Linked DNA regions of Homo sapiens: region 1 is linked to region 2. A link is a loop called in an ENCODE intact Hi-C map of the cell type or tissue named here. Cell type or tissue: Panc1. All regions are shown on one strand. Links, peaks and the distances in the headings refer to the core of each region. The heading gives the core; the rest is flanking DNA.

Evidence for each region. Hi-C counts contacts between places; a loop is a spot of excess contacts. Peaks named below come from ENCODE experiments on the same cell type or tissue, not always from the same donor. Only the 100,000 strongest peaks of a DNase experiment are listed, where the experiment ranks them.
Region 1: it touches region 2 in a loop (7-fold over the local background); 2 of 110 quality-filtered maps call a loop at or near these places.

What each region holds. Positions count from the first base shown.
Region 1 is chr6:154,096,491-154,101,886 of GRCh38, reverse strand. The region is part of intron 3 of OPRM1 (opioid receptor mu 1); the gene reads right to left. Among named protein-coding and RNA genes, the nearest start is that of OPRM1, 60 kb to the right of the region's middle. In Panc1, for the core only: no CTCF peak of the experiment used is centred there; no DNase peak of the experiment used is centred there.
Region 2 is chr6:154,038,497-154,043,892 of GRCh38, reverse strand. OPRM1 (opioid receptor mu 1) reads right to left here and starts at 4,653. Exons shown (of 4, transcript NM_000914.5): 1 at 4,059-4,653. The coding sequence starts at 4,348. RefSeq lists an enhancer at 3,894-4,393. In Panc1, for the core only: no CTCF peak of the experiment used is centred there; no DNase peak of the experiment used is centred there.

The DNA.
Region 1 (5,396 bases), core at 97-5,096, 58 kb before region 2:
CCCCTTAACCTGATGAAAATTTTAAAATTAAATTTACATATGTTTATGTAAAAATACAATTATCTGACTTTTTATTTACACAAATTTTCTTAAACTCTATTTGAAAACTAGGTGTTTGGAAAGATTTCACTATCATCTTTTACATTTAGTAAGAAAAAAGGTACACAATAAAAAAATACATTTCTGGCCTTCAATTTCTCCATTTATAGGAAAAGGATGTTTGGATAAGACAGTCTGCAGTGTTCTTTTTCAGTTCCAGTGTTCGAAGAACTGTGAACATTTTGCATCTGCTTGACATATCCAGTTACATTATTGAGATTTAGACGTTGATATTTGCTATACTATAGCCATTTGAAAGTCTATTTGTCATATTGAACTTCTGAAGCAATCAGAAAGAAATTCAGTTATTATAGTATATGCAAGTCACACTGCAAGCCTTAGCTGAAGCATTTAAAAATTCTATGAGAGAATTGTTCCTCCCATTTCCCTTCTATTTCCAAAGAGTAGCTCAAGGAGAGCGTTTTTAAAAGTTGATGGTTTGAATTTGAATGAGCCCATATTTAATGATACTTCAGGAATTTTGAATATAAGAACACCTTAGCTAATATAATAGAGAAGAATGAAGAAGAGTAAGAGTGAGATATTCTTCTTAAGTCGACAAATTATGAAATGAGTTAAATAGATGATTGTATTGTCAAATGTACAGTAGTCATATCTCATCCCACATCCACCTTTCACTGAATTTTCTGGTTGTCAACGTTTTAAAAAATATTTTGCTATTTGTTGATTAAGTTATTCTTATTTCTTAATATCATCTTTCATAGGATTTGCTTTTCTATTACATCTTAAAGGAATCCATTTCATCATAATAAATCATTTACTTTTTACACTTCAAGGGACTTAGGTATAGAAAACTTGAATTTTATATATGTGTGTATATATATTTATATATATAATATGTAAATATATATTACGAATCCTGGATTATATATACATATATATTTATATTTATAAAATCTCCTAAATATATATTTTTTAACCTTTATAAATATTGGATAATGTGACAAAAGTAGAAAGAACCTAGGTAGGGATTGCTAGATTTTGTAGATATCTAGTATTCTTGGGATTTCTGGTGTCTGTATAGAAAACAGAATAGTAGATGGTAGCTGATTTTACACAAAAAATGTGCTCTATACATTAGCTCTTTTTCCTTCTTTCCCAAGAAATACTTCACTTTATACAGACAAATTGCTCACATTATTTTTCTATATATTCATTCTTAAACTGAGAGGACCAATATTCAAATTGTGATGAAATTTTCAGCCTATATTTATTTGGTATCTGATAATGATATGGAGCCAATTTATCAGGCTATTTATTTCTTTGCATGTGTTTCTAATATGTTCAGATGTTATAGAAAGACAAGATGGTTAATTTCCTTTGATTCATACACAGTAAAGCAACAAGCACTACCTTAAATTCATACTTATCTCACACCAGTTAGGGTTAATATTTATGGGTGTATTCCTTTAGCACACACCACTGGCAATGGGGATGACTGGGCTTGCATGAGCTCTGTGACTTTTTGATATATATTATGATATATGTCATAATATGATAATATATATTATGATATATGTCATAATATGATAATATATATTACGATATGTCATAATATGATAATATATATTATGATATGTCATAATATGATAATATATATTATGATACGTCATAATATGATAATATATATTATATGTCATAATATGATAATATATAATATATATATCATAATATGATAATATATAATATGATATATATCATGATATATATCATATGATATATATCATATGATAATATATAATATGTTATGATATATATCATAATATGATAATATATAATATGTTATGATATATATCGTAATATGATAATATATATGTTATGATATATATCATAATATGATAATACATGTTATGATATATATCATAATATAATATATAATATGTTATGATATATATCATATGATAATATATAATATATTATGATATATCCTGATATGATATATATTTGATATATATTATGAAAACTCATGTTTTTATGAAACTCTTCATGTTTATTATGAAAACTCTCCATGTTTTTAAAAACTACAATTACAATTTAACATTTGAAATGAATCTTGTTTCTAGCCTCCCCTACCCACATCATATATATGTGTGTATATATGTATATACATGTGTGTATATATATGTGTGTATATATGTGTATGATCTTTATTTAAGAGATTTTATTGCAGTAGAGTAGAAGTCATAGACGATATGGTTTCCTTCCTCCCTCCCTTCCTCTCTCCCTCTCTCTCTTTCCTCTTTCTCTCATTCTTTCCTTCCTCTTTCTTTTTCTTTCCTTCTTTCTTTCTTTCTTTTTCTTTCTTTCTTTCTCTCTTTCTTTCTTCCTCCCTCCCTCTTTCTTTCTCTTTCTCTCTTTCTTTCTTTACTTTCTTTCTTTCTCTTTCTTTCTCTTTCTTTCTCTCTCTCTCTCTCTCTCGCTCTCTTCCTCCCTCCCTTCCTTCCTTCCTTCCTTCCTTTCTTCCTTCCTTCCTTCCTTCCTTTCGACAGACTCTCATTCAGTTGCCCAGCCTAGAGTGCGGTGGCACAATCACTGCTCATTGCAGCCTCAACTTCCCAGGTTCAATCAATTCTCCCACCTTAGCCTCCTGAGTAGCTAGACCTACAGGTGCATGCCACCGCGCCTGGCTTTTTTTGTTTGTTTGTTTTTTGCAGAGATCGACTTTCGTCAGGTTGCCCAGGCTGGTCTTGAACTCCTGGGCTCAAGCAATTCACTGGCCTCGGCCTCCCAAAATGCTGAGATTACAGATGAGAGCCACTGCACCTGGTCTGGCTCTAATTTTTTTTCTTCATCATGAAAAGTTCCTATTCACGTGAAACTCAGAAACTCTACTCTATAAAGAAACAAATTCTGAGTGTGAAGGGAGAGGACTGATGAAATTGTGGCTTTGGATTCTTGATTTCCAGGGAAATAATAATTAGAAAAGGAAAATTATCAATAAGACAAATTTTGTTCTACACCCCACAGAAATTTCTATTTCTCATAATGTACTCTCCAAATTAATTTTGCCATTTTTGTCAAATTTTAGCAATTTACAAATATTTATTTGCAACCTGCCAAAAGATATAGTGATCAGAATGACATCCAAAAGTTAACAGCTGGTTTGTGATAGGTCATATACATTCAAATATCCTTTCCTTTAGTGTGAAGGAGAAAATGCAAAAGCAAAAATAAATACTGTGAAACTGCATTTCAAAATCATAGAGGTAGAAGTAAAAATAAACGTGGTGTTGTTGAAAGTTAAAAGAGAAAAATATGCACCTTTTCATATTTAGCATCCAAAACTACATGAGGTAGAAAATAAAGATTGACATGTTCCAAAACACTAAATCTCAGTGAGAGTATTTTTACAAAAAATGGCTGTAAAATAGCAATTCACCACTTAAGTTTAACCAAATAAGATGACATCTCATTTTGTTAGTTTTGAAAGGAAAAATATGTTGCTGTTTTTCAGTTAGTTACATTAGTTAGAACAGTCAGGAAAAGAAGATACTGCACCACTTTAGTTAATCCAATCTTTAAAACTAAATTTCCCTAAATTTCTCAGGTCTGAGACCATGCTGAGAAGAGTGAAAAATAGACTGGAATATATCAGGGCACATTGATTAAAAGCCTGGGTTATAAGATGGAATTTAACTGGAGTCAATAGTTAGCCACTAATTAAAATTTTTTTTCTAATTTTTAAAATTTTATAAATTTAGTAGAGACAAGGTCTTGCTATGTTGGCCAGGTTGGTCTCGAACACCTGGCCTCAAACAATCCTCCTGCCTTGGCCTCCCAAAGTACTAGGATAACAGGCGTGAGCCACTGCACCCAACCCTCAGCCACTACATTTTAACTATGACCTTGGGCAAGTTACTTCCTTAAACATTAGTTTCCTCAACTATAGAGTAGAGGTTACAATCCATATCTAATATGATTAAATAAGATATCCCATCCCAGACACAAAATGGTCAATATATGTTATTATGAATAGTCTAAAAGCCAAATTTTTCTAGGGATAAACACATTTTTAACTAAACAACATTTTCTCTCACATATCACAATAATTTATAGAAACACATACTAATTTCTTCTGCTATGCATGAAATATTAATTTTAAACCTACATTTACTCTAATTCCATACATGCAAAAAGAGACATGCCTATATCACACGCACACACACACACACACACACACGGAACCATTTTCTTTTTAAACTGTAGAACTGAAAGAATAGCCATTTTGATTTCATTCACAAAATAAGCATTAATGTTGTCCACTGCTGTAATTTTGTGAGCTATTCTCATTTGAGTTTTTTTTCCCATTGAATTGAAACAATTACTTTCCCAAATTAACTCTCCACAGATGTCTTGTAAAAAAAACTGAGATCAACTTTTGAGAGTGATGTATTTTATTTTAAAAGTAGGCTTCTGCTTTTAGTTTAGCTGGGGATAATATAGTTCACAGTTAAACCAAATACAGAGCATCTCCTAACTTCTTGACCCGCTATTTTGATTAAAATGTCAAGAAAGTGCTTTAATAATAGTAATTAGAGGGTTTAGGACTGGACTTGCCATATTAATGGAAAGGAATTAGCAGGACATGCCACGACGTTCACTTTATCACTATTATATTGCTTTTTCCTGTAAGACCCACGGGTAGATATGTCAGAATATTAAGGCTTTTTCCAAGGATAATTACATTATTTCACAAAACACATAACTCATTTGGTGAAAACATTCATGTCAATCAGCTTGACTGAAATGGCTAGACAGGTTAGACAAAACAGTAAATGTGCTACTTTGGAGATGAAGGTACAGTTTAAATAAGAGATTTCAGTTTATTGTTTTATTTAAAAGGCAGATTCTTGGACCCTCACATAACAAACTATAATTTATTAGAGCAGTTCTTAAGAACTTACATTTTCTGGAGCTCATAGTAAATGTTGAGAATCTGGCTGAGACCATGTGATAATAATTGAGTGCAAAGTAGCATTGTGTAGGAAAGCAGAGAAAAGCTGTGGAGTAATATTCGAAGCCCTGGGTGCTTGTCTGGATTCTACCTCTTCCTGGCTGTTTGATCTTATATAATGATTTAACTTCCCTGAGCATTTTCTTACATTTACCCATCAGAGTTGTTATAGGAAGCAGATGTGATAATGCCCATAAAAGCACTTTTGAATCTGTACATTGCCATATAAATGTAAGGCAGCATTATTATTATAGTGGTTGTTAGTACTAGCCTGGTGCAAAAATAATTGCGGTTTTTGCCATTGAAAGTAATGGCAAAACCC
Region 2 (5,396 bases), core at 99-5,098:
AAGAGTTGTTCTCCTCTGAATTAGTTTCTATATGGAAAATAGCACTTAAAGTTCAAATTGTAATAGGTACCAGGAGCTCTCCCTTACTAAGTGAAAGGCATGCAATTAAGTTAGTATTTTTTAATGTAAGCCATTAAATTGAGAACTGAATTTTATTTAGTGTTTTTCACTTTAAATCCATCCTCTAATTAGGATATTTTGTGGGTTTTAGAAAAGTGAATTTTATTAATATTTGAGTAAATAAACTATTATCTTTTTATTTTATGAAAATTACTAATGATCATATTTAGTGACATGCATTCAAATTGATTCAAATATGTATGTGTGTGTGTGAATTTATATATATATATATATACACACACACACATATATATCCTTATATTAGATAAAACATTATTGTTCACTAATTTGTAGCTACCTGAATCTAGATTAAGTTTAAAAGCTTATACTTCTGTTTCAATCAAGTATAACTGATCATTTTTAAATTTAAACCTGAATCAAATATTTAGTATATAGAACAAGTATAAGCTCACAGGACTTTTTCTAAAATCAGAAATACTTGTTAGGAAGGAGAAATGACAATAACATCTTGCACGTATTTAAATGCTCTTCTCTGATAATTAGTTATATTGAGAATTTATCTAACCACATTAAGAAATAATCTTAAAAATGAAGGTACTATTACTTGGCACTCTTCATTGGAAATTTACTGGAAGGATGGTTTACGCAGCCCACAGAAATCTCAAAGTTTCTAGCCCTCCACTTTTCAACAGTGTCTGTACATACCATGTTCATAGCTACATGAACAAACCTTGGAAAAAGAATTTCCCAACATAAACACATCTGGGATTATATTAGTTTTTGCAGTTATGGGTAATTCTATAGTCTGGTTCAGTTATTAAATATTTTCCCAAAAGTGAAACATCTCTGGTGGCTGTTACTTTTTGTTTTGATTTTTTTTCTTTACAGTTCTTGACAATGAAATACTATCATCCCATTTTAAGTGATTGCTACTGTTTGTAGTATTTTCATCACATTTTCTAAAATCTTTGTGATAATTTTCATAAGGTTATTCTCCAAGCATTATTTTTCTTTAAAACCAAAAAAGCTTTCAGGTGATGGTTACTGATAACATTTTTATCACTTAACATCTGGACTTAAAATCTTTAGAACATATTACAGTTTCTCCTTTCCTCCCTTGTATTCCTTAGAGTAGCCCTGTTTAAGAATCTCATTTAAGTTATACTACTTAATAATGTTGTTGATGAGGGGATGATGATGATGGTGTTACAAACAGAACCAAAGAGTTAATCACAGCGTCCATGTTAGCAGTTATTTTTGTTGTTGTTGTTGCCATAGTCATCTGAGCCTCATGATTCACTCAATGTACTAAAACATTTTAATAAATATTACCTTAATATAATCAGAAAACTGCAACTACTTGATCATTCAATAGCATTTGTTGAATTTTAAATAGGGAAGGAAGTGAACATTTCTCCTCAATACTTAATAGATGCAACATTATATCCAGCATTTTAGCAAGGACAATACATCCCTGAACTGATCATTTTGTAGTTTAAACACCGCAGCCTGGAGACAGTCAGTTAAATGTTCTCAGCTAAATAGACATACTTGCTTCAGTCCCCAGATGCTTTCCCTGTCGCTTCATCTGTCACTAACTTGCCCATTTTTCTGTTTCACAGTCACATTCCAAGAGGGTTACCTAACCCTGCGATTAAAACCCAGCCTGCCACAGGTGGGTGTTTGGGATGACCTTTCAAATAGTACTGCATTTTGTAAGAACTTTCAGTACCGAGAATAAAGCATAATAACATGTTCTCAGTAAGATGCACCGTCACCATGTTTCTCCAAGTCAACAAGAGGCCAGAGGTAATGCCTTTAAAACTAACTCACCCAACCAGCAACCTCTTCTACACTGGAATAAGACCAATCTGCTCATTTCACAGCCAGTTGCCACTCTATTGGCTCTCTCTGTATTGCAAAGCATAAACTAAAGGGTAGAAAAATGAGGAAGGAAAATATCAAGAAGCAATAAAAGGGAATAAAATATTATGTTTCAGATGGCAGGATTCCTAGATGCTTTGGTATTTTTGTTTCATGCTTTTTTCCTTCAGGATTTCACATAGAATTTGGGGATAATTTGTTATTCCCAAGTTATTATTGCTATATCAACCCACTCTGTCAACCTAATAGTCGAATTAACTCAAATCATGATTTGCCAGCACAATAAAAAAAAAAAATATGTTAGCTAGGAGAGATTTAGTGGCACTGAATTAATGAACTATCTGTTCTTAGAGAAAATAATTTACATTTTCTGTGCCTCAGTTTATTTACTTAGCATAGATAATCTCTAGAGTCCCTTCTAGCTTGATTAGTTTATGATTCTATGAATTTCTTTTAGAAAAAATGAGAAACATATTTTCCCTTCACAAAACAGGCCTTTAATTATAACTTTTATTGTCATAACTGCAAAATTAAACTTGGTTTTTAATCTTCAATGTGAATCATTGTATTGAATTACTTAAAGTAAATGTTTTTAAAAATAAATACTTCCATCGATCTTCTTGCATTTTTCCTTCTGTTGTTAGCCTTCCTCTCAATAGATGGTGCTCTTTTCTTACAGACAATACTTATCTTATTCCTCATCAAAAGATCAGGGAAATTAGCTTTACTCTTTAAAAATCATTAATTAAAGAAATCAGACAGATGAGTAGAAAGAATTGCTTATAAGCAATTTGCAGCACCTGGGTAATGAAAGCATACTGGAGAGAGCAATTCTTAAATGATTTAAGAGCTCCGCTGAAACCTGCAATACTTGCTGAATAGGTGAAACAAACATTGTAACTAAATATGAAAATGCCATGTTCCCTATATACACATACCCCTGGTTAAAAAAAAAAACCCTCGAATTAGGAACTATTTTAAAGTGTTAAAATATTTATCTTCTTTAACAAAAACAGATATATGGCATTTCACATTCACATGTAGTATTTGAATATACACATCAACACCAACACAATCAATATCAATCTCAGTCAATACTGAGAGCTTCCACACTCTGCCAAATATACCGGGAACATCTGGGTAAACAGAAAGTGGACTACAACTCTTTTGAATTAATTTTACTTGATAAGAACACTTTGTCTAGAGCACCCATCACAACTTCCTGTATAAGAGTTTCTGCAGTTTCTAATGTGGAATTATGATGCTTTTGGTCACTCCTAATTAGCTCCAACTTGTGAAGGCAATGAAATACAGCCATGTCCTGCGGTTCTCCTGAACCAACCTACCCATTCCAGATGCAGTTTGTGACTTAGGCGATCTGAAGCTACTAACGGCAAACTGGTCTAGGCAACACATTTGTCATGTTTGTTATAACAGAGGAAAACTGTCATGGAGAGATGCTAGGAAAACTTCCTCTACCTAGTGTTGCCTCAGGATGAAAGGAAGAGTTGGGTAAGGGCTGCTATGGCAGGGGAGAAGAAAGGGTGGGGTTGTGGTACAGGGAAGTACTAAACCAGCAGGAGTAGGAAAGTTGCCAAGGTCCATCTCAAAACAATTGAGAAGACTTGAGACTGCTCCCCCCGCCACACACACACACACCGGCCCCAACCAAATTTGGGAAAGCTAACTAGAATTTCTCTCCCATTATTCACAACTTACTCTTTCCATAGCTCCTGCAGAGGGACTGAGTGTAGGACTCTGCCAAGAGCCCTCTTTGCTCAGTATAAGGAAGCGCTCCAAGTCTATGCTATAGCTTCCCTCCGCCCCCCACCCCTAGACATTTGTAGCTTTTACCAAAGCAACTTCTCTGCTCCTGAAATTTTGAATTCTTTCTTTATCAGTTGAAGAAAAAACAGAAAAGTAGGTTTTCTCATAGAAATAACAATCACTGTCCGTGGTCTCCTCCAGAGTCCCCCCAGTTTACCTCCCCTCTTTCATCCTCCCGCCCAACATTGAGCCTTGGGAGTTAGGTGTCTCTTTGTACCCCCTTAAGCCGCTGAACCCTCCGCTCGGAGCCCTGGCGCTTTCCTTACCTGACAATCACATACATGACCAGGAAGTTTCCGAAGAGCCCCACCACGCACACGATGGAGTAGAGGGCCATGATCGTGATGGCCGTGATCATGGAGGGACTGCCGGTCGGAGGGCACAGGCTGTCTCTCCCGCCCAGGTCGGTGCGGTTCGGACCGCATGGGTCGGACAGGTTGCCATCTAAGTGGGACAAGTTGACCCAGGAACCGGGGCTGGGTGCTGGGGAGCAACTTGAGTACGCCAAGGCATCAGTGCAATTGCTGGCGTTCGTGGGGGCAGCGCTGCTGTCCATGGTACTGACGGCCGGGCGGGCACCGCTGTGCGAGGTAGCCAGGAGCACCGAGACTTTTCGGGTTCCAAGCGCCTCAGCCGCTTCCTTTCGCCGCTGCCACAGCTCCTGCTGTTTCTTACAGAAACCAGTCCTGGCTGAGACAGAGAGGAGCGTCAGGCGGAGGGGACCGAGCTGAGCATCTGACATTCTCCTCTGCGTATAGCCCCCTCCCACCTTAGTAGTTCACAGAGGCTCATCACCTGCCCCGCACCGCTGCAGGAGGGGAGCGTGGGCCATGCGGGATTCGGAGGCTGGAAGGGAGGGAGGAGGGAAAAGGGGTGGATTTTGCGCAAAGCGATCCAAGGAGTAGGTCTCTTCACTGGGCACTCTTCTGTGCAAACACATCTAAAGGAGGGAGATGGAGAGAAGGGTTGGGGAGAGAGATAGAGTTAGTCTTTGGTAGCAGTGAAAAATAAGAAAGGGGGCTAACATCACTCAATTTTCCAGCGCCTTTTTCTCCTTAAAATCTGGCAGGGAATACATTGGCTTGATGAAACCCTAACAGCCCTAAAACCCCAATGCTCTTCCATCCCTACTGCCAATTTTGATTATTTAGGAATGGGGGACACACAATTTTCTTTTGCAGTCCTTGTTGCCTCCGTTGCCAACATCTAAGAAAAGGTAATAATGTTTCTCCAATTTTCTTCCCTACAAACCTGTTGGGAACAACAGCGATCCTTTATTTTCTGAAAAAGAAATGAGAAACAAATAAACTTTTGTGCAGAAAACCTGTTCCTCATTTTCCCCAATTTCTAGGGTGAAGCTCTGTTTGCCTCTGATTTTGTTTCAGTGGGTAGGAGGCATAAGAAGTGGTTACAGAAATCAGAAGGTTGTGGCATCCAGTAAAGTCAACTAAAGATAATGTTGATCTTTCACATCTTAAATCTCATAGACCTGTTTGGAATTGTTTATCTTTTTTATCTGAAGACTTCCTCGATAGACATATGCTTCTGAGAAGAAGGTTGTTAAAACAAAACAAAATTTGCATTCAGTCTGTTTTCTAGTGTAA